Linked DNA regions of Homo sapiens: all the other regions are linked to region 6. The links are chromatin loops, found by intact Hi-C in ENCODE. Cell type or tissue: GM12878. All regions are shown on one strand. Region 1 overlaps EIPR1 (EARP complex and GARP complex interacting protein 1). Region 2 overlaps TRAPPC12 (trafficking protein particle complex subunit 12). Region 3 overlaps TRAPPC12 (trafficking protein particle complex subunit 12). Region 4 overlaps RPS7 (ribosomal protein S7). Region 5 overlaps EIPR1 (EARP complex and GARP complex interacting protein 1). Region 6 has its middle 7.4 kb from the start of ALLC.

Evidence for each region. Hi-C counts contacts between places; a loop is a spot of excess contacts. Peaks named below come from ENCODE experiments on the same cell type or tissue, not always from the same donor. Only the 100,000 strongest peaks of a DNase experiment are listed, where the experiment ranks them.
Region 1: it touches region 6 in a loop (4-fold over the local background); 7 of 110 quality-filtered maps call a loop at or near these places.
Region 2: it touches region 6 in a loop (6-fold over the local background); 13 of 110 quality-filtered maps call a loop at or near these places.
Region 3: it touches region 6 in a loop (10-fold over the local background); 71 of 110 quality-filtered maps call a loop at or near these places.
Region 4: it touches region 6 in a loop (8-fold over the local background); 40 of 110 quality-filtered maps call a loop at or near these places.
Region 5: it touches region 6 in a loop (3-fold over the local background); 2 of 110 quality-filtered maps call a loop at or near these places.

Annotation. Positions count from the first base shown.
Region 1 is chr2:3,301,511-3,306,510 of GRCh38, reverse strand. The region is part of intron 3 of EIPR1 (EARP complex and GARP complex interacting protein 1); the gene reads left to right. Among named protein-coding and RNA genes, the nearest start is that of EIPR1, 74 kb to the left of the region's middle. In GM12878, a CTCF peak has its summit at 2,717 (motif pointing right); a DNase peak (open chromatin) is centred at 2,700.
Region 2 is chr2:3,459,550-3,464,549 of GRCh38, reverse strand. TRAPPC12 (trafficking protein particle complex subunit 12) reads right to left here. Exons shown (of 12, transcript NM_016030.6): 8 at 4,214-4,287. Among named protein-coding and RNA genes, the nearest start is that of TRAPPC12-AS1, 21 kb to the left of the region's middle. RefSeq lists enhancers at 2,995-3,862, 4,215-4,728. In GM12878, a CTCF peak has its summit at 2,120 (motif pointing right); a DNase peak (open chromatin) is centred at 2,279; H3K4me3 peaks cover 569 bases; H3K27ac peaks cover 977 bases.
Region 3 is chr2:3,420,982-3,425,981 of GRCh38, reverse strand. It overlaps TRAPPC12 (trafficking protein particle complex subunit 12), which reads right to left. Exons shown (of 12, transcript NM_016030.6): 4 at 3,988-4,101; 5 at 1,319-1,457. Among named protein-coding and RNA genes, the nearest start is that of TRAPPC12, 44 kb to the right of the region's middle. In GM12878, a CTCF peak has its summit at 1,900 (motif pointing left); DNase peaks (open chromatin) are centred at 1,911 and 3,441; H3K27ac peaks cover 998 bases.
Region 4 is chr2:3,576,570-3,581,569 of GRCh38, reverse strand. RPS7 (ribosomal protein S7) reads right to left here. Exons shown (of 7, transcript NM_001011.4): 4 at 4,940-5,000; 5 at 3,796-3,860; 6 at 1,310-1,460; 7 at 650-765. The coding sequence ends at 688. Among named protein-coding and RNA genes, the nearest start is that of RPS7, 3.8 kb to the right of the region's middle. In GM12878, no CTCF peak of the experiment used is centred here; no DNase peak of the experiment used is centred here; H3K4me3 peaks cover 3,952 bases; H3K27ac peaks cover 1,669 bases.
Region 5 is chr2:3,220,291-3,225,290 of GRCh38, reverse strand. All of the region lies in intron 4 of EIPR1 (EARP complex and GARP complex interacting protein 1), which reads left to right. Among named protein-coding and RNA genes, the nearest start is that of LINC01250, 97 kb to the right of the region's middle. RefSeq lists an enhancer at 1,924-2,123. In GM12878, no CTCF peak of the experiment used is centred here; DNase peaks (open chromatin) are centred at 2,020 and 2,550; H3K27ac peaks cover 2,262 bases.
Region 6 is chr2:3,648,318-3,653,317 of GRCh38, reverse strand. It overlaps a transcript of ALLC not described here. Among named protein-coding and RNA genes, the nearest start is that of ALLC, 7.4 kb to the left of the region's middle. RefSeq lists enhancers at 1,138-1,377, 629-1,377, 1,488-1,767. In GM12878, a CTCF peak has its summit at 2,138 (motif pointing right); DNase peaks (open chromatin) are centred at 1,067, 1,457 and 1,987; H3K4me3 peaks cover 1,138 bases; H3K27ac peaks cover 903 bases.

The DNA.
Region 1 (5,000 bases), 350 kb after region 6:
GGGGAGCCAAAAGTTACACACAGATTTTTCAGTTGTGTTGGGGTTTGGTGCCCCTAAACTGTGTGTTGTTTATGGCCCAACCGTAATTTCATAAAGAAAACCAAACTTCTTATGACAAAAAGTAATATATGATATCACCAAAAACGAGTGACCAGGGAATAAGTTAAAGAATCTTAGATAATGAATTCTGCATAAAACACTAACCTGGGAAACAGAAGGGGGGAAAAGAGAACAAATCCAACCAAATATCCATAGAAACCCAGAATGTGGGAAAGGTGTGTACAGCGCTGTTCAGAGGAGCCAAGGGAAGGGGCGGGGCGGGACCCAGGCCACCGCTAGCATGACGAAATGATGACTTCGGGCCTCTGTCCCTCAGGCTGAATGCGTCTGCGCTGGGTGCCCATGCAGCTCACCCCAGTTTCGTTTTTGTGTCTGTCAATAAGTTCAGCACAGTATTGTTTGTAAAAGGCGTGGCTTTACATTGTAGTGGGCTCAGACCCAAGTGACTGCCTCGGAACTCAGTAGAAAGGGGGGAAGCAGCGATTTGAAATTTTCAGGTCATAGAATTGGCGTGATGATGGTAATATGTAACAAGGAGTCATCTTGTAGGAAAATACAGAATAAATAGGAAAGAAAGGAGAACAGAGCCTATGAACCGCCTGGGAGGAGGTGAGAATTTATCAGAAATGGATATGACAGACACTTAGAAGACTGTCTGGATATAGACATAAATGAAAGGGGTGAGTTGAAACTGTCAGATCACTTTCAGCCTGGCTGTGGGAGAGATTGTGGCGGTGTCGTCAATGGTGAGGGCCTTTCTGGAGGGCGGGCAGGTCCCCCTTTGTCTGTCTTTCCCCGTCTCCTGCACCTGCTCCTCCCCAGGGTTGTCAGGTCTGTGAAGGTGGCCCCAGTCCGTTACTCAATGGGGGCACAGGACAGGAGTGGAGGGCTGAACTGGACGGCAGTGGAGGGTTGAACTGGATGGGAGTGGAGGGTTGAACTGGACAGGAGTGGAGGGCTGAACTGACGGGAGTGGAGGGTTGAACTGGACGGGATTGGAGGGCTGAACAGGACGGGAGTGGAAGGTTGAACTAGATGGGATTGGAGGGTTGAACTGGACGGGAGTGGAGGGCTGAACTGATGGGACTGGAGGGCTGAACGGGATGGAAGTGGAGGGCTGAACTGGACGGGAGTGGAGGGTTGAACTGGACGGGACTGGAGGGCTGAACTGGACGGGAGTGGAGGGCTGAACTGTACGGGAGTGGAAGGTTGAACTGGACGGGATTGGAGGGCTGAACAGGACGGGAGTGGAAGGTTGAACTGGATGGGATTGGAGGGTTGAACTGGACGGGAGTGGAGGGCTGAACTGATGGGACTGGAGGGCTGAACTGGACGGGAGTGGAGGGCTGAACTGGTTGGGAGTGGAGGGTTGAACTGGACGGGAGTGGAGGGTTGAACTGGACGGGAGTGGAGGGTTGAACTGGACAGGAGTGGAGGGTTGAACTGGACGGGAGTGGAGGGTTGAACTGGACGGGAGTGGAGAGTTGAACTGGACGGGATTGGAGGGCTGAACTGGACGGGACTGGAGGGTTGAACTGGACGGGATTGGAGGGTTGAACTGGACGGGAATGGAGGGCTGAACTGGATGGCAGTGGAGGGCTGAACTGGACGGGACTGGAGGGCTGAACTGGACGGGAGTGGAGGGCTGAATTGGACGGGACTGGATGGCTGAACTGGACGGGACTGGAGGGCTGAACTGGACAGGAGTGGAGGGCTGAATTGGACGGGACTGAAGGGCTGAATTGGACGGGAGTGGAGGGTTGAACAGGACGGGAGTGGAGGGCTGAACTGGACGGGACTGGAGGGCTGAACTGGACGGGAGTGGAGGGCTGAATTGGACGGGAGTGGAAGGTTGAACTGGACGGGATTGGAGGGCTGAACAGGACGGGAGTGGAAGGTTGAACTGGATGGGATTGGAGGGTTGAACTGGACGGGAGTGGAGGGCTGAACTGATGGGACTGGAGGGCTGAACTGGACGGGAGTGGAGGGCTGAATTGGACGGGACTGAAGGGCTGAATTGGACGGGAGTGGAGGGTTGAACAGGACGGGAGTGGAGGGCTGAACTGCAGGTGTCAGGATCACATAGTCTTGGTTGCTGGATGTGGAGCAGAACCATGTCTTCTGATGAGGTTGCCTGGGTGATTCTGAGAAACGCTGGGAACCCTGGACACTTTGTTCCTCAGCCCTGGCCATCTCAACTCCGATCTCGCCAGACCACCTCCCCGCGCACAGCACGCTGTTCCCTGGATCTCTGCAGCCTTGCGTGGCGCTCCGTGGGGTCTTGGGAAGATCATCTCTGTGGCTTCACCGCTGCCTGTCCGCGTGCCTGGGCGTTTCCAGCCCTTCAGATGGATCCTTTCTGTGTGAACTTGGTGACCGTGTCTGTCTTCCTACATCAGAGTCAGCAAATCACACAGTGGGGATTTTGTAACAGGAAATCTTTTCAAACCATGCAACAAGTACTGTAAATCGGAGATTTGAGTGATAGGGTTTTATGAGAATCTTCATTATTCAACCCAAATTATATGACTGTATAAGATTTTTAACAGTCTTCCTTTGACAGCGATTGACTCTTTGGGGTTATACTCTGTCTGTTATGGCTGGTCAGCCTGCTGTGATTCCCGGTCCTCCCAGCACCCGATGGATCCCGCCGTCTGCCAGCAGAGGGCGAAGCTTCCCGGGCGCAGAGGCCGCACCGTATCACGTGTCGTCTATTGTGTTCACGGTGCCGGGAAACACTCAGAAGTCAGGTTGCCGGCGTCTGGCGGGTTTGTGGCTGCTCCTTATCTTTGGAGTAGTCTTCCTGTGCTTGGGGAAATTTCCTAGGTTATTAGTCGCATTTCCCAATATGAAAATAAGAAATCTATTTTCCAGTTTCGCTGTGACCCGACTCTGCTGGCCTGAGCATTTGGGTGAGACTGATTCAGACGTGGCAGCGTGAGGGGACAGTGGGGGCTGCCACTGCTGCTGTGAGTGGCGGTCGAGGTGGCAGCAGTGCCGGTGACTTCCAGGTGGTGGTCGGTCCCTGGCACGCAGCAGCCTAAGGCAGCAGCAGAGCTGTGGGGTGGCTTCCTTTGTGCTGGATGGGGGCCGCAGAGACTCCCCTGCTGGGCCATGGCCCTGGTGAGGCTCCGAGCTTGGCCCCCAGAGGCTCCCCTTAGCCTGGCCCTCGGCATGGCTGGTGAGAGTGAGCTGCCTGGCACCCCTCCCCTTCCACCCAGCCCCTCACGTTGATCTCCTTTTCTGCTTAATCAGCCGGAGCCAGCTTTTGTGAATTGCAACTAAAAGTGCAGCAAATACACGTGACGTTGGGCTGTGTAAGTCCCCAGGCTGGGGATGGTTACATAGGTGGACACAAGGGCACTGGCTGTCACCACAACTGAGTGCAGCTGTGAGCCAGCGCCACTGTCACTTTTCAGCGGTCTTCATATTTAATCTCCACAACTCTTGAGTCACAATTTCAGTTTTACAGATGAAAAAAACGGAGTCAGATTTCGTGTCCCTGCTGTGGCTGCCCAGGCCCTCCCTCCTGCTGACCTTGGCCCTGGAGCTTCTGCCCTTTTCCTCTGTTCTGTTCTCAGTATTGATCCCTCTCTGCTGCATGCCAGACGCCCTGCTGGAGCGCCCCGAGCTCAGCCATGCAGACACGGCTGGCCTGGCCTTTGGGAGCCTGTCGTCTGATGGGAAGACAGACACAAAGCAAGCAGTTCACCCAGAGTGACAGTGACAAGGTGGCGGGGGTTCCAGGATGCAGGGAGGGCTGTGGATCCGCAGCGGGCCTGGGCTTCTGGCAATGGCCACTGCAATGGGGCACAACCTCTGGTTCCGCGACGTCACGTCACTGCCATCGCTGTCTTCATCCGGCCTGTCGCCATCCACCAACTGCACTCAGGATCAGCTTGCTAAAGCCCAGCAGCAGAAGGAGAAGCAGCCAACAGAAAAGAACTGGGAGGCAAAGAAAGGAGAGTGTGGTGCTGGGAGGATGAGACAGCATGAGAAAGCCAAGGACCTGGATTTCAGAAGAGGGATTGTCTTCTAATTGCTTGAAACCGCAGTTTGCCACTCACCACACGTTTTATTTAAATTTAAATTTTAATTAATTGTTAACATTTAAATTTTTTGTAGAGACAGGGTCTTGCTGTGCTGCCCAGGCTTCACCAGAACCACAGAATATCAGGCGGTGACTCTGATCCTGTGATTCATTAGACATTGGCCCAGAGGCACCCTCGTTAAACTCAAAGCTGATTGAGTTTAGGAAATCAGGGGTTTTCTTTTTGCTGTATGCCGGAAAGTTTTCAGGTGGCTGGATCTGGAACCCCAAGTCGCTGAGGGAGTATTCTATACACAGGTTTCTTGAATTCAGTTCCACTCTGGAGATTTTCCCACTGCTGGCGTGGCCTCAGGAGCCCTGTAAAAGAGTCCTGTGAGCTTCTGCTTTATCGCATCTGGCAGTCTCTCCGCCTTCAGAGCCCTCATGGTGGTCCTGTCAAATCCTAACTGATGCGCTGCTCCGCCTTCTGGCCTCCTGACCCTTGTTTTAGAAGTGAGAAGCCCAGATGTGAGTTCTAAATTTGTTTTTATTCCCACGTGTTCCTGATAGAAACACCTACCACATCTAACACCTAAGACATTTTAAATGGTGGGTTTGAGTATCCACAGGTATCAAAGATGACTAACCATCCCTTGCCACTTGTCACTTTATTTTTATCCTACTGTGTTATTTTATCACCTTGAGACTGTATTTAATCAGTCTCTGAAATGAAAATAAGAGGTTTGAGGTGTCAAACAAATATTATAAGACCAGAAACACTTTTCTCGTTTGGTTTTGTTTTTAACACAGTTCAGGTATGTTTGGCCACCATTGTGGGTACCTGAGTAAGAACTAATTACTCAATAATGAGCCTGGCCCACTTGGAAGAAGAAAGAGCATTGTCTGACTT
Region 2 (5,000 bases), 190 kb after region 6:
GGTGTTTTTCTTCTTACTTACTCATCGTATAATCCCAGAGGTACTTTTATTTCTTTATTCTTCTACATGTTCCATTTCCTCCAAACTGGGACTGGAGTTACTGGCTTGCTAATTGGGATGTTACAAAGAAAGACAGACAAGTACAATTCCAGTTTGGTAGGAAGGAAAAAACAAAAAAAACCCAAAACGACTCTCTCCAGTCTAGTACCTTCGAGTACAGCTCATTAAAACTAATTTTATTCAAGGCCTGACGCCCATGACGAGCCAGACAGCACATGCCTCGGTCTCCTTTCCCACGCCTTCCTGCTGCCTGTCTCTGCTGTCTAGCTGTGCGAGTGCGAGCATGTGTGTGTAAGCGTGTGTGAGCATTGTGTATGAGTGTGAGCGTGTGTGTGAGCATGTGTGTGTGTGGACGTGTGTGTGTGAGCTCCCTCACACAGGGGAGGGCTTTGTGACCTGGCATGGGGGCACTCGGGGCGGCTGAGGTTGCAGCTGGGACGGACATGGCACCCCAGATGCAGCTGTGGGGCCTGCACACCCTGGGCTGGCCCTGATCTGAGAAGTTTAGGGGAGCAGCCCTGCTTTCCAACAGAGGCTGCACTCACCAGCTTGCACCAGCTCGGGGAAAAGTAGCAGCTGCCCCCCTAGGCTTCTCTGGGGAAGGAAGTAGGCTTCCGAGCACCCATCATGCTGGGCAATGTCTGTTCTAATCCCACACATGTCCCACCTTTGGTTTCAAGTAAACAAAAGGCAGGCTTTGACTTTCTTGTTATCAGCCCGGCAGTGTCACTGGGTCATTCCAGTGCCCCACTCACGCCACTGATGCTCCAGGCTGAGGCGGCCACCACAGAGAGCGCAGGGTGGGGGCGTGGTGGGGGCGCAGCACTCACTGCTAGTGGGCGATGCCGTGGCCAGCCGCATCACCCTAACCGCTCTTTCAGTGCTCAGGGCCAGGGGTCAGTGTTTCTGAAGATAATCTAGTATGACAAAAGACAGGTTTTTACGAAACCAAGCCATGCTCTTTGATGGGAAGTTACTTTAGGCATGGCTCTTCCCAAAGAGCACGTGCACAGGCCTGGGAGCCGTGTGAGAGGAAGCTGGATTCCAGGCCGGGGGCAGGCGCGGCAGAGAAGGGATCTCGGGGGCCCCTGCACCCGCCGGCAGCCACTCCCACCAGCTCAGCAACAGTAGCGCTCGCCAGTCCCTCAGGTGTGAACATGACACGTGTCTGTGTGTCCGGGCTGCAGTTGGGGGAAGAATTCTGGGGCACTTCAGGGGGCCCATCGTCAATACAGCAGATGAGGATTTGGGATTGTGTTACAAAGTTTCCTTAGGTTGACGGTTACTTAATGACTTTATTTACTGAAGAGGAAACAGCCCTTCACAGGTAAAATGGCCAAAAGAAGCTCCTCAAGAGAGCTTAACCTACTCTCCAGATCCTGTGGATTTGGCTTTTGTAAAGGACATGAATGACTTACTTCCAGGGACAAGTCTATTTTAGCTCAATCTTCACCATTTCTTTTCAGCAGCCACACGTGTTTACAGGCCGTGAAACTAGATTTACAACCATTCTGCAACCAGCAAGGACTTCTGCAGTCTAATTTCAGCAAGACGGAAGGTAGCTGATGCAGCTGCGTGCTCCTTTCCATCATGTGCGGAGCCACGGCGGGTTCTGATGTGCATACTGGCGAGCTGTGGGGACACCAGGAGGGAAGTGGCCTCCCAGGGGCACCCGGGGGAGGGGGGGCCCAAGCCACCTAAGGTGGCAGGCACCTGCATCCATATGGTCTGCCAGTGCAGGTGCCCTAAGGCTACAGTGAGGCCTAAGGAGAGGAAGAAGTATTTAAAAAGTGAAGATAGTGACATTTTCAATGCTTTATAATACATGCCACTGTGCATTATAGCATATCATGCAGATTTATCCAGGGCTAAAACGTATGAATACATTTCATTGCTAAGAAGTTAAATTGGTATTTATTTCACTGTAATAAAAATGTTATTCAAGATAATTAAATGGCTGATTAAATAACTCATTGTTAGCCCATATACATAATTTAATTAACAGGATACCCCATATTATTAAGATCACACACTGTTGCAATACCCTGTATGCTCACTAGATGGCAAGAGAGTGCATATGCTTGGCTTGGCTTTAATTGCAACATTTTTGCCTCCTTTTTTTAACTCATGAAAATGAAAGCTTAAGCTGAACTTTCAAATTAAATCATGTCCATTGTAAAAGTATTTTTGAAATGCAATAATATGTTCTGTACTGAGTCCCAGCAATACAGGAAGAAGACTCACATTCGGAGCCTGGTGGTGGTGTTACTACCACAGTGCCACAAAGAAAAGCCCATTCCGTCGTTTTCTATTAATGTGTCTTAAAATGCAAATGAAAGCCCGCCAGTGGAACAGGGAACTTTCCTCCCTGGGGAGTTTTAGCCCCATGATTAGTGAAACGTCAGTCCTGTGAATTTATAATTGATTCTTCATGTCTTTGCATAAGAATGTTCCGGCAAGCTGGTGACTTTCAGGTGACGCTGACAATGCCCTCAGCAGGTGGAGGCCTACTGCGGACCGCCCAGACCGCCAGGTGGGGGTGTCAGGGCTGGCCACAGGCAGCACAGGGAGAATGGCCTGTTTTGGGAGGCAGAGGGGTCAGGCCGGGTGCTTCGGGGTCACCTGGTTGCTGGCCAAGCCTTGGGTGGTGAAGAGGCCACCAGGGCAGGGGAGCAGGAGGGCCTACTTTTCACTCCCACTCAGAGGTGGGCAAGCCCTGCTGCAGAAGCCAGAGGGGGCTGGAGAAGGGAAGGGGGCGGGTGGGAGGAGGGTGAGGACCAGAACAAAGCACCTGTGCGGGCCACCTGACCTCAGTGGGACTATCTCAGGAGTGGCAGCGGAAGAAAAACCTGCTCTGAGCAAAACCACAGAACTTGAAAACCGTAATTTCCTTTATCCAGTGTGTTGAAGGAGAGGAGAGAGCTGTGTGAATGTCAGAGCTGGGAGGGATTTCAGAGATCTCAGATCTATGCCCTTATTTTAAGGAGGAGGCTGAGGCTTGCAGTAGTGCGAGGCTGCGTCACGGTCGCTTGCTACCGAGGATGAACAGGACGCCGAGTCTCCTTGTGCGTCCAGCCTGACGTAGACGCAGAAGCGCAAAGGCAGCGGCCCCGCACTGGGCACTGGGGCTGCGCTAAAGCCGGGGTGCGGGCTGCACGTCTTCCTGATGGAATGCCTGAGCCACTGATGGCTGTGAATCTATACCCGCACCCAGCCTGCTCGGAGCAGTGCCCGGGGTCACAGTCACCTCTGGGGATGCTGCAGGGTCCGTGCATAAAGCAGGGCTGCCACTTCAGGGTTCATGACAGAGCCCGTGAGCACAGTTCTCCGCTGGTAAATTGCCTGCTCTGCCTTGCTGAAAATCAAGCTCAGGAATGACCTTGGCCCCATGAAAGCCGCATGGGTGTGGGAGTTAAGGTCGCTGTCTTCGAACAGCCCAGGAGGTGTTACGAGCACTGCTCCGGAGCGCCTGCTGCTAGCTGATTCCTGCAGTAGCTCTCAGTACGCACAGCTGGCTGCAGGGACACTAGCTCCACACAGGGCACCCTGATGCCCAGTGTGGGAGGTGAGCCAGGTGTGGGGTGCGTTCCAAACAAAGAGAGGAGCCAAAAAACACCGTTGCACAGGCTGGCGAGAGCCAGGAGACACGGAAAAACAGATGACAGCCTCAGTTCAGCTCCTTGATTTCTAAGCTGTTTCCCTGCGGGCTGAGAGCTCTGGGGTGACGTCCTAAGAAGGTCTTGTGGGGAAGCCTGTCTTCAGGTGTTGTAAGCATCAATCATAAAATCAAAACCATGAGGTGAAAAAAACACCCTCCACGAAGATAGGGAGAACAAAGGACACCTTCTGGGGATGGAGTTCAGAGAAAAATGGGGGAAAATGAACAATACTTTTAATTAAATCATTTAGACCCACATTTCAATAATGAAATCTGATCATCTAAATTCTACATTCTGTTGAAATTTCTTGCAGTAGAAATAAAGTACATATAGCCCCATAATGTGTCACTGGGCTCCCTGTTAAGCCAGTACTTAGCTGGCTTCTCTGCACGGCCGGTCCCTGCCAGCATCTATTATACCAGCGGCTCCCTCGCGGCTCCCACTGACCCCGCTCTTCCAGATCACATGGCAGCCCTGCTTGGCCACCCACGTACCTTCATCAGGAGCAGACAGTTTGCCATGGAGTACATCACCCGGCCCAGACGTGACCTCCACAGCCGGATAGAGGCTACAAGGTAAGAGCAGCCTGTAAGTGCACAAATAAATTCGAGGCTCTTTCTAGCCCTCAATTACTGGGTCCTGTGAATTCTAATTTAACTTTAAAAGATCCCTCTTGTTAACACCACTGGATTTCGGCCTGGAATGCTGAATATGCTGCAGGCTGCACTGAGGCAGAAAATACAGCACTCGCATTGGGACCAGAGGTGGCTTTGGGAAGAGACCCTCGGCATCAGAGAACCAGGAGGGTGGCTGCTCAGCATCAGCCCAGACACAAGGCCAAATGGTCCGACCGGGGGCCCCGTTTCCAAAGCCAGAACCCTGAGAAAAGGAGCAAAGCTGACAGAAACGACGACATTGCCTGCAGCTCGACAAGGCTGGGAGGGCCACTGGCCAGGGTGGCCGCCAGCCTCTCGCAGTTGACCTATGGGAGGCCACCCGGAGGGCCCCACCCATGCCCAGCCATGAGGCCTCCCCTGCCTCCCGACCATGGGCTGGTGCAGACGCCGGTTCCCCCAAGGAGTGCTACACCGTGTTCCAGAACTCAAGTGGCTGGCACATTCCGCTGGGGACTCGGCACTCCCCTGCAGCTGGCTTCCTTCCCTAGCACCTGCTGCCACACGGTGGCTGACCGCGACCCTGAGCCTGGCCCGTCCCTCCCTGCTCTCCCCTGCACATTATTTAGTTAGCAGCCATCCCTCCACTGATTTCAAACCTTCAGGG
Region 3 (5,000 bases), 230 kb after region 6:
TCCTATGCCCCTCCAAAGAAACAGAGCTGAGTTTTAACCAAAAAAACAACACACAAAGAAGTTCAAAGATTTGTTTTTACTTCTAGCCTTTTTAGTTCATCTATTTACCTACTAGTATCAACCAAGTTCAACAGAATGTTTATTTAAATTTTCTGAGACTTCTATAGGAATTATTATTTTATTATTAATCAGGCCTTTGCATCTCTTGTACCACTGGTTTTAAATATTTTCTACCTCCAATCAGGCTCTGCATTTCCTGACAACTAGGACCATTCTCTGTAGCTCCACTGCTGCAGCCAACAAATGCTGACAATCGAGCCTGCAAAATGCGGCAGTGCGAGACTTTCCCATGTTACTGATACATTCGGAAGAGAGTAAGAAAACCAGCAAATACAGTTGGTACTAGATAGCAGCCATTATTCCAAGCAACTTACACGTGACATCATTTGATCTTTAGGACAACCCAGGCAGCAAGGAGGATTGGCATCTCTGTTTTACCAATAAGGACACTGGGGCACAGAGATGTCAGATAACTCCTCCAAGGCTACGCGATTCAATGGGGGAAGCAGGATGTAACTGGGGATGCCTGACAACAGGGCGTGGGCTTTCAATAGCTGCTTACACTGCCCTCACAAGACATCCTGCCAGGACTGTTTTCTATTTAAGAACACATGAGAGGCTTCAAACATATTTATGAGGTTCTCCACCAAGAGACGCACACTGCACAAGGCTCCCAGTGCTGCAGAAGGCTCTCCGTAACCCGCCCTTCTCCCTTCCCAACTGGTGGTTTCTTGTCACTCTCCTAGAACTACCCTATGCTGTAGCCTAGTGTTTTCCAAACAATGGTCGTGACCGTGACCCAAAGGGTGAACCACAACCAGATTTTTAAAATAAATTAAATCAGAATAGAGACAAACGGAAAATGTCACGGCGTGTGCCATATGCACGGACACGTTTGGTTCCACCGCTCTGCATCTCTGTGCGCCAGGTCCCGATATGGGACGGCTCTTCCCTGTGGAGCGCAGCTCAGACGTCTACTACCCGGCCCCTGCACCAAATCATGCTGCCCTGACAGAGCAGGTGCTTGACACGTAGCTGCTAAATGTACAAACAGATGCACCAGGGAGCACCTCCAGGTCAGTGTTTCGGTAAATCGGAGTGGGAGCATTCTGTAAGTCAAGGCTTGTTGCTGGGTACTTATCTGATTTTTCAAGACTGGATAAATAAGGAAAACTGAGGCTACGAAATTATGTATAAATCAAAGCAAACCAGAGCGACACACAGACAAATGTACAAATATTAAATACCATGGCCTTACCCCTGCGCCCAGGGTACACGTGCGGGTAGTACTCGTAATAAAGATCTGGCTGATCAAGATTTCCGAAGGGTTCAAATTCCATCTCAGCATTCTGGAAAAGGCCCAACTTCACTAGTAGTGCCAGCCTGACAAACCAGAGCTAAAAACAAAATACAATGGAAACAATAGGTTATCTACATATATCCAGTTCAGAATTTGCTATTCCTTATGAGTTGGTGTTAGAGGTTAATTTCTCATATATTAAAATAAGGGCTAACCTAACTTTCTATCTTTGCATATTTACACAATCGTATTTAAAAAATTACTCTTGAAGCTGGGCATGATGCCTCATGCCTGCAGTTCCAGCTACTCAGGAGGCTGAGGTGGGAAGATTGCTTGAGCCCAGGAGTCTGAGTCCAGCCTGGGCAACATAGCGAGACCCTGTCTCTAAGAAGAAATTACTATTGAGCTTAATAACAATGTGAATGATTTTACATAATTGTTTACTCAATAAGTAAACAGTGCTTACTGAGCAGGTCTGTGTGCAAAGCACTGTGCTAGGTGTCATGAAAATGAAAAGGCACCAAAGGAATGCGCCACCTAGTGGAGGGCGGGGGAATGACGGCGGGAACGGGAGCAGGAAGGAGAGGAAGCGCAGGGATGGGTTGTGTTTGAGGGCAGCTCTCAGGGCTGCAGAATTTCAAGGGGCCACAGGCTAAGGAAGGGTCTGCTGGTTCAGGGAACGTAAGGACAAAGGTACAGAGTGGACAAAACACAACATACGAGAGAGCACAGTGTGCTCTCAGGGGTACATTCAGGAAAATGGTGGGAATTTGCATTAGACAGCTGCAGAGCCAGAGACTTAGGATTAAAAGGGTACCTTAGAAATGACCTAATTGGATCTGACTTTACTGATGAGAAGAATGAATTTCACTAAGTGTCCGCTGAAGGATGAACGGATAAAGGAACGTGGCATGACGCACAGTGGAATACCACTCAGCTTTCATGGAGGAAATCCCGTCGTTTGTGCTGTGGATGAGCCTAGGGGACATGACGTTAGACAAACAAGCCAGGCACAGAAAGACAAACACCGTGTGACCTCACTTACACATGGAATCTGAAAACACTGAACTCACAGAAGCAGAGTAGATGGCGGGTGCCGGGGCTGGGGGTGGGGAGGAGGGCCGGGCAGGGGAGGTTTGAGAGATGTTAGTCAAAGGAAACAAAATCCAGTGACGCAAGGAATAAGCTCAAGAGATCTATTGTAGACGTGGTGACACAGTTACAATGTATACTAAAAATTGCTAAGACAGATTTTCAGTGTTCTCATTACACACACACACACACACACACACACACACAAAGGCATGCGAGGCAATGCATGCGATTTAGCTTGATTTAACCATTCCATAGTGTACACATAGCCTGTCATGGTCTGAGGGTTTGCATACAACACGAGAAGATGAAATTTCACATGGTAGCCAATGGGAAACTATCCAGCTCTTGACTAGCTCCGTTTCAGACCTAGTTGGAAAGGAGGGTGGTTCACCCTCTTTAGGCAGCCTGGTGGTTCCTGGCTCTAGGGAGGTCACCATATTGGTGTTGAGCTAGTGCCAACACCTGATCAACAAAGTGCACTACGGCCCAGAAGCCCCAGGCCCAAGTGATCTTCCTGCCTCAGTCTCCCCAGTAGCTGGGACTACAGTCAATGCGCCACTGCGCCGGGCACAGTTTTCCAGCAGGAAAGTGAGATGATCAAAAGTGTGCTTTTTTGGAGGTAGTTTATGGAATGAATGTGAATAAAGAAACTTGAACTAAGTTCATAAAAGAGGCCAAAGCAACACTGCAATGAGAGCTCGAACTGTGGGTGGTGGTGGGTTGGAGAGAAATGATAGGAAAACAGCCTAAGATTTGGCAAACCAATGGATGGAGAGGTGATGGGGGAAAGTACATTTAAAGCTAGAGCGGCTCTTCTTGTCGGCTCTTGGGGGAAGAGAAAGAAGGAGAAGGAGCCTGCTGGAAATAGCTAAGCTGTCAGGGCTCCCCAGAGCTGCTCCTTTCAAAAGCTCATCACAGTTCTGAAGGATCTGGTGATCTGTTTAGTCCCGGGGGATTCCCATGTAAGCTAGAAGAACAGTTAAAAAACTCCCCAGGGAAAGGTAAGAATGTATCAACGTTTGCAGCTGTTCCTTCTTCTCAGATGAGTTTCCTTTTGTTCACAAGTCTATTTTGTGCATTCCCTTTTCTTTTTTCTTTTTTTTTAAATTTCAGAGCAAGTGATATACCACGAGGAGCAAATGGCACATGGACCCTCCGTCCTTGGGGTGGACAGAACCAACTGCTCCTGTCACTGTTTCCTACCGGGCCCAGACACGCCCCAGAGCCCCGCACAGGCCAGTTGCTACTGCCAGTCGTGAGGCGAACCCACCTGCTGACCCAAAGCCATGCCGGTTCCACCATGAGACTGAGTGTGGGCACTTGTGAGCGTGCTTCTGGGGCGCACAGGCATCCTGACGGGCCGAAGTGAGAATTCCAGTGCCCCAGTATAGTATATACAATATAATTAGGAGAGAAAGAAGCAGGATATGAAAACATACTTTTTGTTATTGGCATGAAAGGCCATGGTCCTGTCCATGTCCCCAGACTGTGATAAGCCAGGTTAAACTCCAGCACCTGAAAGGTGTTCTCACCTGCAGTGAATCTGTCGTGTGGCTGGTGAGCAGCCCGCTCTTGCCGTAGCCCTGGCCGTGGGCTGTGAGGAGACGTCCGCACAGGTCCACTGCTGCCCTCCAGTTTCTGCAGCTCTGCAAGACACGGCAGAACATGTGACCAAACACACATGCAAGGCATGGTGGAATCCATGACCCAAACGCATAGCCACTGGCCACAGCTGCTCACCTTGCTGGAAGCAGCGCCAGCCAGCCGTTAGTAATGGTGACAACGTCAGTGTGCTGACGGCACGGAGGGGCATGCCATTTGTCAACGCTGCACGTGTAATTAGGCAATAAGAGAGCCAAGCGTGAGGTACAGTTCAAGCCGATCAAATCATAAAAACATTACAATTCAACAACCGATAGAACATCGGGAAGAGGCTTTTTATTGGAAAGCTCCGCACATCTCTCAATCTATATGACTGGTTTCCTTTTTAGCAAGATTATCTTAAGATTTCTGTCAATTTAAAATCAATAAGGAAATTTTATGCTATGTGTTGGACATATTTATTTGTATCTGTAAGATTTGCATATGACTCTAAAATAACTGGCTTTATATGTTCATAATTTTAATTTATCAATATGAAAAAATCAATGAACTGGGTGAACACAACATGTTCCAGGCCCGTGTGGCAATGCACAGTATACTTTCACATCACTTAACGTTACGGCTTCAACATGGAAAGGCTGGCTGGTACTGACACACTGGCTGATTCGTACAGACTCTTGTGTTTATCTTTGCCCTTGTGCAATACAGAAAGGACAGCCATTAGGCAAATGAATGGGAAAATAAGATCAGAATGTTTAAACCTTTTAAGAAGCTAAAAGTGGATGCTCACTCTGTCTTTTCTCAATGTAACGGGCACTATCTTTGAATACGGTAGATGTCCTCATTTCTGCAGCCAGTCAATAAACATGCTTTAAGTACCTCCTGCCTGACAGAGACTGCAAGGCTGGCGGGGAGGTTAGTGAACGAGCACTCATTAGTGGTA
Region 4 (5,000 bases), 72 kb after region 6:
ACCCTACAAAGACCTGGTCCAACTCCAGTCACCTGACACCACACCAGGGTCCTCACTTCAGGCTTTCATTTCACCCAGAGCCTTCGTTTGATGAAGTGGAAAACTAAGGAAGTGAGGAATTGGAATACCCAAGTTTACACACCACTTAGCATCTACTAAAATCTTAATCAGACTCTGACATTTAACTTGTGAAAGTCCGTTTAACACCTAACATGAGTTTATGTATAAAAAATTCAACAAATCTGACAGAATGAGAAGTGGAGGTGCTGGTTTCATGGGTAATTTGAGTTCTACAAGATGAATAAAAAAGTTCAGAGTTCCCTTTCCCAACTTTGTAGATACACTTAAGGCTACTGAGCTGTAAAGTTACAAATGGGTAATATGGTAAATTTTACGTATAGCACAATAAAAAAAGTACCTGCTATATTTTTAGTTTGAACCATGCAAAAGTGCCAATATTCAGCCATTTCTGCAGCATCACGTGATGACACTTGTACCCCTGAATACAAGCAGAACCTCACAGGCATCAAGCTTTCTGGCACAGACACCCCTCCTACTGAAATCCTCTGGCCCACACAGGACGCCACTGATAATGAAGACAGCTGCGCATCCGTGAATTTGGAATTTTGAAAAACATAACTGAAACAGAGTACTGTGAATATATACTTTTTATTTAGTCATTTTTGTTTACAATTGAAACTCTGGGAATTCAAAATTAACATCCTTGCCCGTGAGCTTCTTATAGACACCAGAAAAAGTTTCAACCTACAAGAAAAGAAAGAATTCATCACAGAACTTTGAAATACACACTCAGCTTAAAACCTAATAGTTTCGTGAAATTGTGCCCTGTATTGTTTTTCTCCTCAGCAACTAAGTACACACAACATGTCTGCAGCAGTCTTCACGACCGGGGACAAGCTCTTCTCCAATGCTGTGGGACAGAACTGTACACCACTGCACCGGGGAAGCCATCAGGGGACCCCAGCAGTCACCCACATGGTTATGTCCCCCCAAGACACTGATCCCATCACCACCCACCCCTAACTCACCAAGAATATACAGCCTAACTAAAAGACCACAGAAAGAGTCTACTTCCAAAAGGTACAGAGAATTTCAAGTGTTCAATTCTTGAAACATCTCCATTTAACACCTGACACATAATCCAAAGGAGAGCAGGCTGAAGTGCGGGTAAAAGAACTAGTCCTGAGTTTACTACAGTCATTGCTATGGTGGCGCATGGAGACTGGTTACACTAAAATCCACTCTCACTGTGGCTGAACCTTTCCATGATAAAATGTTGACCTATTACCTTGTGTTCCACATTGTTCTGCTGTGCTTTGTCCAAATGAACCTTTATGAGCCGGCTGCCATCTAGTTTGACGCGGATTCTCTTGCCCACAATTTCGCTTGGGAAGACCAAGTCCTCAAGGATGGCATCGTGCACAGCTGTCAGAGTACGGCTAAAAGAATAGTTTAAAAGGTAAGCAACCTAGCAACGCCTGCCCTCTGGGCAACTCCAGAGGGCACCTCTTTAAGTCAAAATGAAAATGCAAATCCCAGGTTCCTGAAGTCAAATTAACACTCATTTTCAAATAAGCTTGTTATATTTCACGTACCAAACTAAAGCCTTTGCCTACCTAGAATAGGGTAATAGCTTACTGATTTATTTCAAAAGCTCAGTCAATTTTAAATGTTACTCTGGGATAAACTACAAACTCACCAAGGCAATGAGTGACCATCTCTAGGGAATGTGAGATTAGAGGACTTTTATACATCTTTATTTTCACTTGTATTATTTCTCAACTAAATCACTACAATAACCTTTAACACTCTTGCTCATCTCCAAAACCACCCCCTTCCAATGTCAAGATAATCTTTCTAAAGCACGGATATGATCACATCATTTACTTAGCATCACAGAACTGCCAGTGGAATCTTGCTCCTCGTCTGAATATCACTACCAAGTTCAAAACCTACCTACCTGCCACCTAACAAATGAGAAGTTTCAATTAATTGCAAGCTTTTGGGGCAGCTACCATGTACCATGAGACATCAGGAGTAAGTCAAGAGACGGTTCTTTGTTTCAGCATTTAGGGAGCTGCCTTACATATGGTTATCTGTCTACGTCTCACCCCATAGTAGCTAACAATAACACTATAGTCTACTCATTTGGATTTCCTATCTGGCAGCGCCCATATACACAGTTAACATCTTCTGGTGGCTCTCAATTTTACTGCCAACATCTTAATATGTCACAGCCACAAAGGGCAAAAGCCTGAACAAAGTCCATTTCCCAAAACCCTCATCACCTTTCAGAAAGCAAATCAAGACAAACGGATTATTCATTGCGACTCATTAATTAAGCATATTCTTACAATACTAGGAAAGCACCCAAATACGGAAATTAGATTCCAATGTCATCTACAATCTTTTAAAATGGGGAGCAATGGCACCATAACTCAATCATCACAAACCACAGGGACTGGAGCGCTTTAGAGGAAAAACCCTGCTATACCCAAAAACTATCAATTTCAGCATTTAACCTGAGTTAGATAAAGATAGCTCTACTGAATAGGGAAAATAAATCTGAAAGCAGGAAGCCGGATTGGAAAAGTGGTAGAATCACTATGACCTACCAGCTAGGCTTAGTGTGAAGGCTTTCAATGTACAGACTAGGTCCCACTAGAAACACTGAAGCCATTGTCTGAGAAAATTTGGAAAACAGAGGTTTGTACTGAGGGAAACTAAAGCTATGGATTTGAGGGACAGTCCTCTGGGACTGTTCTTATACTCATTTCCTAACTGAGGTTCTCAGAACTGAGTTTCCAAAACCCTCTTTAAGTGTCATGATTTAGGGGAAAAAAATCCTAAATTCTTATGCCACTCTGCCTTTAAAAGTTTTTCAAAGTACTAAGCCATAGAATTCAAGTTCTAGAAAAGCTGGCACCTACCTTTCCACATACCACAGCTCGACACAATAACACATTACCAGACTCCCAACACTGTGTTCTAGTGGTTTTCAGAACAAGACCGAGTTAAAAAAAAAACATTCTTAGCACTACTAGTACTAGCTGCAATCAGCAAATTATCCCAGCCTTGGATCAGTTTCCTCATCCACTGAGAGTAACAATACAAATTAAACATGTTAGAGGGCACAGGCAACACTAGGATTTTTTTTTTCTTCAACTCATCCTTAGGGAAGAGTCCACAGGGATTTAATAGTTCACATTTGTAAAACAACATACTAATCAGAGACTAACAAAATACCAAAAGATCTAGTTCAAGAAGACAACTACCAATATTTGAGTTTATGCCAGATAACCTGTAAGTCAATCAAGTTCATAAATCATTTTCCATCAGCATCTTCAACTGCAGTGATATTTTAACCTGTGATGTTATCACCAAAATCCACCTACATTTTTTTACCTCCAATCCACAGCAAAAATAAAAATCAAAGATAAATCCAAGCCCATGTCAACTGTGTCTAGCATGCTATATCACAGAATTAAAGTAATGATTTCCTTCTCATCATTCCTATCCTGTGCACAAATAATCGGAGGAAATCATCTCATCTTGTGACAGCACTGACCTAGTAGGCAAACAATGGCTACATGAATACATGTATGTTTTACATCTAGAATTCTAAAACGTATCATGTGCAACTATACAGGAAACCAAATGCTGCTACTCAAAAATTCCCACTTGAACATCTGTTTTCATAAACTACAACTTAAACAAATTAAGAGTTGTTAATAAGAGGGGTACACACATTTCTGAAACTACTAAAATACTCACCTCCTGGGACGCTTTTGCTTATTTTTTGTACGGCTTTTTCGAGTTGGCTTAGGCAGAATTCTCCTCTGTAAGGTAAAAATTATCATGTAACAAAATGAAAAAAGACTTTAAATTGACAAAAAGCTGTAACTGCCATACTGCTTTAAAAGCAAGAAGAATGGCAGGGTAAGTTCAAAGTTCGAGAAGGCTAAACAACTTAGACGAACAATTGACTGAGCAAACCCTTCTATGGAGTTACTTCCTGATTCTTGAATAAATCATTCAGAATCCACAGCCTCTACTAATACGCCAGTGGACAAAATCTCCCAGATACGCCTTTCCCCATGCCTATGACCCAGAATACTACTTTTATTCCAGATCAATCCTGGCACTTCATTCCCCATAGACTTCAGTTTGCACCAATCCCCCATCCGAACTGTAACAGGTTTCTTCTTTTTTTGAGATGGAGTCTCGCTCTGTCGCCCAGGCTGAAGTTCAGTGGCGGGATCTCGGCTCACTGCAAGCTCCACCTCCCGGGTTCACGCGATTCTCCTGCCTCAGCCTCCCGAGTAGCTGGGACTACAGGCGCCCACCACCACGCCCAGCTAATTTTTTGTATTTTTTAGTACAGACGGGGTTTCACCGTGTCAGCCAGGATGGTCTCGATCTCCTGACCTCGTGATCCGCCTGCCTCAGCCTCCCAAAGTGCTGGGATTACAGGAGTGAGCCACAGGGCCCGGCCTGTAACAGGTTTCTTAGTTTGATCATCTATGTAAGCAACCCACTAGACTTGTGGAAATTTAAATATGGGAAATCATTTTCATAACTCAAAACACAGCAGTCTGTCACTTTACAGACTTCTTGTTTCGACTCTTAATTAAAGAACGTACTTTATCTTTCTTTTTAAAACTTATTTTTTCTATTTTTTGTAGACAGGGTCTTACCATGTTGCCCAGGCTGGTCTCTACAGTGATCCACCCGCCTCCACCTCCCCGTGCTGGGATTACAGGCCTAAGCCACGGCGCTCTGCCTGTACTTTATCTTTCTACCCAATTGGATTCATAAAAGGATTGTTTTCATGACTCCAACTACCAATGCAGTCTAAATACAAGCAATTTTAGCAAAATTCACAAACAGAAACGTGCTGCAACAGTAGAACAGATACCTGAGCGATAAAGACGACATGCTTCCCACTGAACTTTTTCTCCAATTCGCGTACTAGCCGG
Region 5 (5,000 bases), 430 kb after region 6:
CTGGGTGACAAAGCAATACCCTGTCATACACACACACACACACACACACACACACACACACACACACATATCACAGTGTACTACCTAAATATACACAAATTCTATTTGTCAAGGACACTTCAATAAATCTGGGGGGGAAAAAGCCAACAGTATGATCTGAAGCAGTATTTTCCAAATTTGTTTTGATTGGACCTATAGATAGTTTTACATAATGACTTCCCCCACACATGTAAATAGATATGCACGTAACTGAAATAAACTGTTTACAAGGGAGTACTCACATTGAAAACCTGTGGCACACTGTGCTTCACTCCAGCCTCGTGCTGGCCCCGGCACCCTGATGTGGCTTCATGGCCGGTCACAGGCTGCAGCCCCCAGTGGAGGAGCTCCGGTGCTGGGATTCAGATATCTCATGAACTCTTAGGCAGCCCTTGGAGTAGGCAAGTTCCTCTTCAGATGTAACAGGGGTTCCGGCAGGTTGTGGCATTGCCGGTGGCATTGCCAGCAGGGACTCAGGTGAGCCCGATGTTCAGCTCGGTAGGTGCAGTGCTGTTACTGAGGGAGCTTGCATTTGAATTAGGGAGATGTCCATGCTGGGATGTTGAAGGACTGCGTGTGGTGGGGAGGTCTTGTTGGAGCAGTTATCCCTGGGCAGCTCAGCCTCTGCTAGAGTGGCAGAAAACTTTCACACGGGGCTGCCTCTTCCTGCCTGTGTATGGGGCAGGCAGTGTGCCTTGATCATGGGGCCCTGCAGCAGAGCCTGGAGCCTTGTGATAGAGTGTCCAGTCAGGCACCTCTGGTCCTTTGAGGTGAAACCTGTTTGGCAATCAGGGCTGGTTGGATGGGCAGGTGTGTATCACCCAATTCTGAATCTTTCTAGTTGAGCAACCTAAGGTGTAAAGTAAGGCGGATGTGACTATTAGAGGTAAAGCCGGGCGCATGGTAGGAGCTGCGTAAGTGCCGGTTGCTCTTACGGCAGGGTTGAAGCTGACTTCCTGTTGGAAGTAGCACTTGAGCCTAAGACTGTGTCTGGATGGTGAGTCCTTAAAGTAAGACACTGTATGTTTTCTTGTTTTAATGATGGAAAACGGCAAATACAGGCCGAGATGGGACCAGGCAGAGACTACAGGGAGACAAGTTTAGCCGGTAAGGCGGGAATCAGGCAGGCGGTGTCTCCAGACAACCTGGAATGAAATAAAGTCATGGCCAGATCTTAGGTTAGATTGAAGAAAAGGCAACACAACAGACATTAAAAAGTACAATTCAGTGAGCTTTGTTTTGCATTTAGAGTTTGAGAATGATAGAGAGGTGTAACTACTCTGAAGCGTTTGTTCCCGGGATGGTTCTCTTGGTTGGAAGAGGTGGGTGCCACAGAGGAGCACTTTCTGCTTGATACATGGGGAGTTTAGGGGTCACATGGGACATGTGGTCGGAGCTGGGGAGTCCACTGGACGAATTGGTTCTGGCTTTGTCCACAGGCATGCCGCCATGCCGTTCCAGCCCTCAGAATGGGAGTGAGCAGTTTTGGGAGGAGGAGCATAGAGAGAGCAGAGGGCAGGTGTCCACCCTGGGGGCCACCTACAGGGCTGCACCTTGACCTGGCCCCAGCAGCCCCTTGTGAATTGATTCACAAGCAAAGCCTCTTTTTTAGTGGGGCGCTTTGGATACTGAGTAGCAAACCCTTTCCATGGGGTTCTAGGGTGAACCAGTCTTCACTGACTTGTACTTGATAAACAGACTTTTTCTAAGTTTATTTTTTATGCATTTAAGAACGCGCAAAACATCCTCACATACTCAGAGGGGGCGGGATGAATTCTTCCCTCCTCCTTCGTCAGCACACAGTTTACTAAAGGCCTCTTAGGTGCCTGTCACAGCCTGAGCTGGCTGCTTGCATATTCCCATGAGTGGGAGGTGTGAGCTCGTTGCTCATACAGTTGAGAGTCTGGCCAGGAACCCGGGTGCCGGTGGTGATCAATGTGTTGCATGTGTGGGGGGAGTGCAGGCTGCCACGGGAAAGGACCAGGGAAAGTCCCAGCGACCTTTGTGGATCAGTCAACTCCGTGGGAGGAAGTGGTGTTTCGACCAAGGCCTGAGAATGTGCAGGCCAAGTGATAGGAAGTAGGCCACATCTCTCTTCGTTGTCATCTGCAAACTACGCATTTTATTGTAAGCTATGTGCCCTTCCAGCTTCAGTCCTGGTCCTGTGAAGAATAATCCATCTTGCCAGTCTCAGGCTTGGGCAGTTTGTAGGACCCTGAGGCTCCTGGGCTCAGATTCTTCTGAATTGTCTTTCTTGACCCTTTCCCTCTTTGCCTTGACATTTATCTCTTAACAAGAAAGACACACAAAACCGTGATTGGTTAGGGAACCGCCCGTCACTACTCTGCAAACATGTAGCCACCACCCATGGCTGTGTTTCCAGAAAGCCACGAAGCTTCTGTTTGTGTAGTTGGTTTCCTAGACTCCTAGCAAGATGATATCTCGATCTGGTCTCTCTGAAAGCGAATCCACGATGTCATCATGCACCCATCTACCCAGGTGACAGGTTTTCAGTCTGGCAGTCATTCTTCAGGGCCCTCCACGCCCAGGCCTCCCTCCCACAGACTCAGTTGGTACCGAGGCTCAAGTGCCATGTGACCTTCCTTCATTTCCCTGTGCTCTTTGCAGACTTCATCACAGCCTTACAATGTTCCCTGTGATCTTCAGAACCCAAGAAGCATTTCTTGAAAGCTTTACCTGTGAGAACTCGAAGCCAGTTATTTTCTAAAGCAAATCAATATTACCTCCTGTAGTCTTTAAGCCTTTTTTTGCTTCTTTTTGAATTATATTTTTTCTTCATAGATCTAAAAAGTTACTTATACAGCCACTTGAAACTCATTTTATTGCTTCCTCTGATAATATGACTGAGAAATATGAGCTTTTTCATAGAGAAGTATATCCCTTGGCCCACGCCAAGGCAGATATAAAATCAGTCGCATGCAGAGAAAATGAGTGGAATAGCACACCACGATTTCCTGCAGGAAATACAGTCCTCTCCCCCACTTATTTTATTCCACACCTGGAGCAAAACTAGGCTAAGATGACCCATTTTCTTCTAGCCAGGGGAAGAAGGCGTTGCAGTGATATGTCTGCAGGGAGAGTGTCTTTTAGAGCACATGCTGCTCTTAAGTGCAGGATGCTGTGCTGCTGGATGTGCATGTAGAGGCAAATGTTTGATTCGGCTTTGAATCTCCACCACTTTGGAATTGGTACCCATTCAAATGCATACATAAGTGTCTTGTGAAACAAACAAAAAAAAAACCGCGAGGGGATTTGGGAAACAAGTTTTCAGGAGCATTGATTATGACCATCAGCTCCTTAGGACGTGAAATGGATGCTTCAAAATGTGTCCCAGAGCTGTCTGTGGCCATCGTGTGCATGTGCACCTGACTCTATAAATGCTCTAGAGTGTATCTCGGCCATTGTGGGCTTGTGTCCTCAACTGACTGTGAATGTTCTAGAGTGTACCTCGGCCATTGTGTGCATGTGTTCCCGACTCACTGTGAATGTTCTAGAGTGTATCTTGGCCATTGTGTGCGTGTGTTCCGGTCTCACTGTGAATGCTCTAGAGTGTACCTCGGCCATTGTGTGCGTGTGTTCCCGACTCACTGTGAGTGTTCTAGAGTGTACCTCGGCCATTGTGTGCATGTGTTCCGAACTCACTGTGAATGCTCTAGAGTGTACCTCGGCCATTGTGTGCGTGTGTTCCCGACTCACTGTGAGTGTTCTAGAGTGTACCTCGGCCATTGTGTGCGTGTGTTCCAGACTCACTGTGAATGCTCTAGAGTGTACCTCGGCCATTTTGTGCGTGTGTTCCCGACTCACTGTGAGTGTTCTAGAGTGTACCTCGGCCATTGTGTGCGTGTGTTCCCGACTCACTGTGAATGCTCTAGAGTGTACCTCGGCCATTGTGTGCGTGTGTTCCCGACTCACTGTGAGTGTTCTAGAGTGTACCTCGGCCATTGTGTGCGTGTGTTCCCGACTCACTGTGAGTGTTCTAGAGTGTACCTCGGCCATTGTGTGCGTGTGTTCCCGACTCACTGTGAGTGTTCTAGAGTGTACCTCGGCCATTGTGTGCGTGTGTTCCCGACTCACTGTGAGTGTTCTAGAGTGTACCTCGGCCATTGTGTGCGTGTGTTCCGGACTCACTGTGAATGCTCTAGAGTGTACCTCGGCCATTGTGTGCGTGTGTTCCCGACTCACTGTGAGTGTTCTAGAGTGTACGTCGGCCATTGTGTGCATGTGTTCCTGACTCACTGTGAGTGTTCTAGAGTGTACCATGGTCATCGTGTGCATGTGCACCTGACTATAAATGCTGTAAAATGTACCATGGCCATTGTGTGCATGTGTCCTTAACTGACTGTGAATGCTCTAGAGTGTACCTCGGCCATTGCGTACGTGTGTTCCCGACTCACCGTGAATGCTCTAGTGTGCACCTCGGCCATTGTGTGCGTGTGTTCCGGACTCACCGTGAATGTTCTAGAGTGTACCTCGGCCATTGTGTGCGTGTGTTCCGGACTCACTGTGAATGTTCTAGAGTGTACCTCGGCCATTGTGTGCTTGTGTTCCTGAGTCACTGTGAATGCTCTAGAGTGTACCATGGTAATCGCGTGTGTGCACCTGACTATAAATGCTTTAAAATGTACACATGCACAAATAGCCATTGTGTGCATGTGTCCTCAACTCACTGTGAATGCTCTAGAGTGTACCATGGTCATTGTGTGTGTGTGCACCTGACTCTATAAATGCTCTAGAATGTACCACGGCCATCATGCACATGTGCACCTGACTCACTTATTTCAGCCATTGTGAGTGTATGTACCTGACTCTATAAATGCTCTAGAATGTACTACAGCCATTGTGTGCACGTGCACTTGACTCTATAAATGCTGTAAAATGTACCATGGCCATTGTGTGCGTGTGTCCCCGACTCACTGTGAATGCTCTAGTGTATACCTCGG
Region 6 (5,000 bases):
GTGGCCACAGTCCCTCACACCCCTGTGCAATGGAACTCCACAGCTTCTCCCATCATGGGCAGAGTCTATTTCCTGACCCCTGGGCTCACCTCATGACCAACTTGGGGCACAGAAGGAGACAGAGTGATGCTCCAGCTCTGAGTGGAGGCTTCGGGGGGCCCCGTGTGCACCCACTCTTTTTGAAGCAGCGCCAAAATGCTGCTGCCACCCTGCAGACATGTTCAGGCCAGTTACTTGAAGTGAGAATCTGCAGGCTGCAGACAGGCCTCCCAGCTGATGCACTGGAGACCAGCCACCCCACCAGCTACCCAGAGACACCAGAGTGAGCCCAGCCAAGACCATAACAACTGCCCAGCTTAGCTCAGTCCAAATTGCTGACTACAGAGTTAAGATTAATGGTTAAATGGATGGTTATTATTTAAAATCACTAAGTTTTGGCCAGGCGTGGTGGCTCACGCCTGTAATCCTAGCGTTTTGGGATGCTGAGCCAGGCTGATTGCCTGAACTCAGGAGTTCAAGACCAGACTGCGCAACACGGTGAAACCCCATCTCTACTAAAACACAAAAAATTAGCCGGGCATGTGGCACACGCCTATAGTCCCAGCTACTTGGGAGTCTGAGGCAAGAGAATCCCTTGAACCGGGAGGCTGCAGTGAGCCGAGATCACGCCACTGCATTCCAGCCTGCTAAACGAGCGAGACTCCATTTCCAAAAAAAAAAAAAAAAAAAAAAAAAAATCACAAAGTTTTGGGGTGGTTTGTTACACAACAAAAGCTAACTGATATACGCTGTTTGGGATATCTCCATCCTTAGGAAACACATTTTCTTCCCACCATAGAAATGGAAAAATATGTGCTTCCCAGCCTCCTTTGTATCTAAGGCATGGACGCCTACAAAGCTTCCATGTAGAATTGTGCGGATTGTAGCTCTATGAATAGTGGCTCTGGATTTGTGCAGTGCACAACCTGTGCAGGCCCACAAAATGGCCCCGAGCTCTAGGTACCAGACAGACCGGCCCCCAGGCTCTGCACAGGAAGCTAGTGAAATGCAAACACAGCAGCACAGCCGCTTCCATAGCAACAGCGGGCAGCCTAGCAACCACCCGCACCTGCTGCTGGCAGCCGAGGGGCCCTTGCAGGTCGTGGTGGGCGGCACAATCCATGGGCTTTGTTCCCTTCCACACGCACCGAGGCGGGGCTCCGGGCCTCCCAGAATTCCTGCGAGCTCCCAAAACGCTTTCAACAAATTCCCTTTGTGCTTAAATTAGCCCGACTGCGATTTTCCTGCTTGCAACTAAGAAACGTGTGGTTCTTGGTTCCGAACTGCTGAGCTGAGCCGGGTTGCGTCTGGTGACCTCAGCCCTCACCGGCCACAGACCCTGATGGGCCCACAGGGGAAGCGAAGGGCACGGTTTCCATGCAGTGACCTTGAGTTGCCTTCTACGGCGTGGGCAGAGCGCGAGAGCAGTTTCAGGCCTAAGGGAGGAGCATCCGGATGAATAGCTGCCCGCGAATAAGGACGATTGAGAGCCACGCGACATCTGTCAGGGATCTCGTCCTGCCCCTGAAGAAACGCCGGGCATGTTTCCCGCCTCCCCGGCCGATGGAGCTCCGCATGGGGTTGGCCCAGCCTCCATCCAGAGTTCGTCTTTGCCATCAACGGCCAAAGTGACCTTTCTTTCTCCTGACTGCTCTTTCGGTCGTCAGGTCTACGTGGCTGCTGTCACCGCAGGGACACAACGTGGGTGCCACTGAGGATGAGAACTCACGCGGAGCGAGGCCGGGTGCTTTCTGAAGAGTCTGACACCTCGGCCTCTGCCTCCTGCTCCCGCCTGCTCTTTGTCCTTTCTACGCCTTTAACTCGTCTCCCTTCCTAACACACACACACACACACACACACACACACACACACACACACACACACACACACACACACACACACACACACACACACACACACACACACACACACACACACACACACACACACACACACACCCCCCCCACCCACCCACCCACCCAAAAAGAATTCCCGCAAGCATCGGCGGCCTGAGCGCCCTCCGTGGCTCTGCAAACCTCCCCGCGCCTGTGTGGGCGCCGCCGTCCTCGTCCTCTTTTCCCACTAGATGGCAGTATGGAGCCACGGATCCGCCGCCACCGCCGGGCAGCCCCAGGCTGTGTGTCTGCGCTCATCCATCTCAGCCCACGCTTCAGAGGGCTCTGAGAAATACACGCGTGCCAGCTCTCCGGTCATGCCTCAATGCAGCACCTAATAAATCCCGGCTCTCTCCTTAACCAAACCGTTTCCCTCCTACTTTGCAGATCAGATTCTGCAGTCTACACAATAGGTCTCCTCCTCGGAAGTTATGGGAATAAAATCAGGGTAATGGTTCTGACTTCAGGCCCAGTGTTTATAGCCCCTCACGTTTGCTTTAAAGCAAGCATAATCCTACACTGCTGAATTAACCAGGTACAAAGAAAGGCCCCGTGCGCCTTCACTGTGCCTGCTATTAACACAGACTCCCCTCCATGAAGCCTGGTGGAGGGTCTGCAGGGTGGGGACTGCGTGACAGTGGGTACCCACATGGGAGGGGTAGTGTGGAGGCAGAGGTGTTTGTACCCAAGCTCCTCGCCTGTATGGGAGTAAACTGAGCCCCAGACAAGTGCGAGACGCCCCAGGAGCAGAGCATCTGGAAGGGAGGTGCACGCACTGCTGACCCCCACAGAACTATGGGGCAGGTGGCTGCCAGGGCCCACATGTTCACCGGGCCGAGGGGCTTCAAGGTGCTGCTGGGGCTGGAGCTGCAGCTGCCCGCTTGCCCAGGCCTCACCAGGCTTCCACCTGACAGTCACCGTGGTGCGCTGTTTCTCTCACTCAGTAGCCAGCAAACAGCGCTCAGCATCAGTCCTGGCAAGGCAGGCTGCCTGGGTCAACTCAGGGGCCATCAGCCCGGTGGCCGGCCACAGACAGGGAATCCTGGCTGCCCCGAGAGCCCTGTGGATGCCACTCCGGCCCCCAGGAGGAGCAGTGGGAGCTCCTGCAGGAACCTGGAACAGGGCTTTGCTATCTAATTCCCTAAACCCCAGAACCCAGAGAGTGTTCCCTCCTCCAGGAGGTGTCCCGGCTTCCTCTGCCCTCTCAGCCAGCGCTGCCCTCTTCCCTTCCAATTGAGGGCACTGTGCAGCCAGTGCCGAACGGCTCTTGTTTTCTGCAAGAATCAGACATAAGAGGGGAGAAAGGGGTGAAGACCCACAGATGACGGCTCCGTGCCTTCCAGGGCACTAATGCATCACGTCCAGTTCCTCACAGAACAAATTTGGAAAACGTCTTAGACGCTGCTGAACAGCTGTAGCTGGGGAAGCTACGGGCAGCAAGTCCTCGAATTGTTTCATCCAACCTTGCTTCGTTGTAACACTGATGAGGAAAAACACTGAATCCCAGCTGGGGCCGCTGTCTGTGGCGTCTGTTTGTTCTCCCCATGTCTGCGTGGGTTGTCTCTGGGCACTCTGGTTTCCTCCCGCGTCCACACGTGTGCACGTGAGTCCCTGGTGTGTCTGCCCGGTCCCTGTGTGAGTGCGGGTGTGTTGCCCTGCGATGGGACAGCGTCCTCTCCAGGGCTGGAGCCCACCCTGCACCCTGAGCTGCCAGGTCAGGCGTGGGCCACCCGCACCCCTGAACCAGAATCACTGGGTAACATGGATCTTATTTCTATTAATCTTTCTTAAATGTATGTGTAAACCACATTTACTTCAGTATTTAATATTAGAAGTGTTTGGGGGCCGGGCGCGGTGGCTCACGCCTGTAATCCCAGCACTTTGGGAGGCCGAGGCGGGTGGATCACGAGGTCAGGAGATCGAGACCATCCTGGCTAACACGGTGAAACCCCGTCTCTACTAAAAATACAAAAAATTAGCCGGACGTGGTGGCGGGCGCCTGTAGACCCAGCTGCTCAGGAGGCTGAGGCAGGAGAATGGCGTGAACCCAGGAGGTGGAGTTTGCAGTGAGCCGAGATCGCACCACTGCACTCCAGCCTGGGCAATAGAGCGAGACTCCGTCTCAAAAAAAAAAAAAAAAGAAGTGTTTGGGGTCTTTTTTCGAAGTCTGGTGATGACCCTGTGACCAGAATGACACCCTAGGCACTTCAGTCTTGCTCATTAACGCGCCCATTGTGGAACTGGTTTCATTAACTGCCATTTCACCCAAGCCTGCCATTTCCAAGAACCTATGACGTGTGTTGCCGTTTCTATGAACCCGTCTACGGCGTGCATGAGAACGTACTGTCCTGGGCTATGTTCACCACTGCCTGGCACCCAGGCTTCTCTACGGGGCCAGGTACTCAGTACTCAACACCCAGTACTCTGCCACGCCGACCGCCCTACACACATCGTGTCATGTAATCCTCACAAGGCCCCAGTGGGAGGCATGAAAATCATTCACTCCACCAATGAGGAAACTGAGGCTTAGGATGTTTCTGTAACTTCATGAAGATCACACTGTCACTTGAAGTCGTGTCCCAGCCTGGGACACAGCGGGTCGTGTGATGCGCTGGTGGAAGAGGCGGCCGTCTGCCCACATGGATTTGCAGGAGGACAGGGGTTGGTGTTGGAGCAGAGAATGGGGGGCAGTGGACAGCCTACAGCCCCGTGGACACTTGGACAAAGATGCTGTGGGCAGCCCTAGGGGAATGGAGGCCCAGCTGGCAGGCCTTCCCTGTGGCCAGGAGTCCGCACATGGAAGCAGAGTCTCCACCCACTCTGTGGGCAGCACCCCAGACCCTGCAGGATCCCCGAGGCCAGCAGCACCTCCAGGACTGGTGGACCTGGGGCAGCCAGGGAGGCTTTGTGGGCAGTGGATGCCGCCGTGCAGGTGAGGAAGAGCCAGCCAGCCTCACATGCACAGAGCTGACACCCTATGTGTGCACGAGAGCTTTGCCAGTGTCAGGAGCGTCTTGGCTCCCCCAGCCTGGGCAGAGCAGCCTCGAGCATGTGAAAGCCTCATCA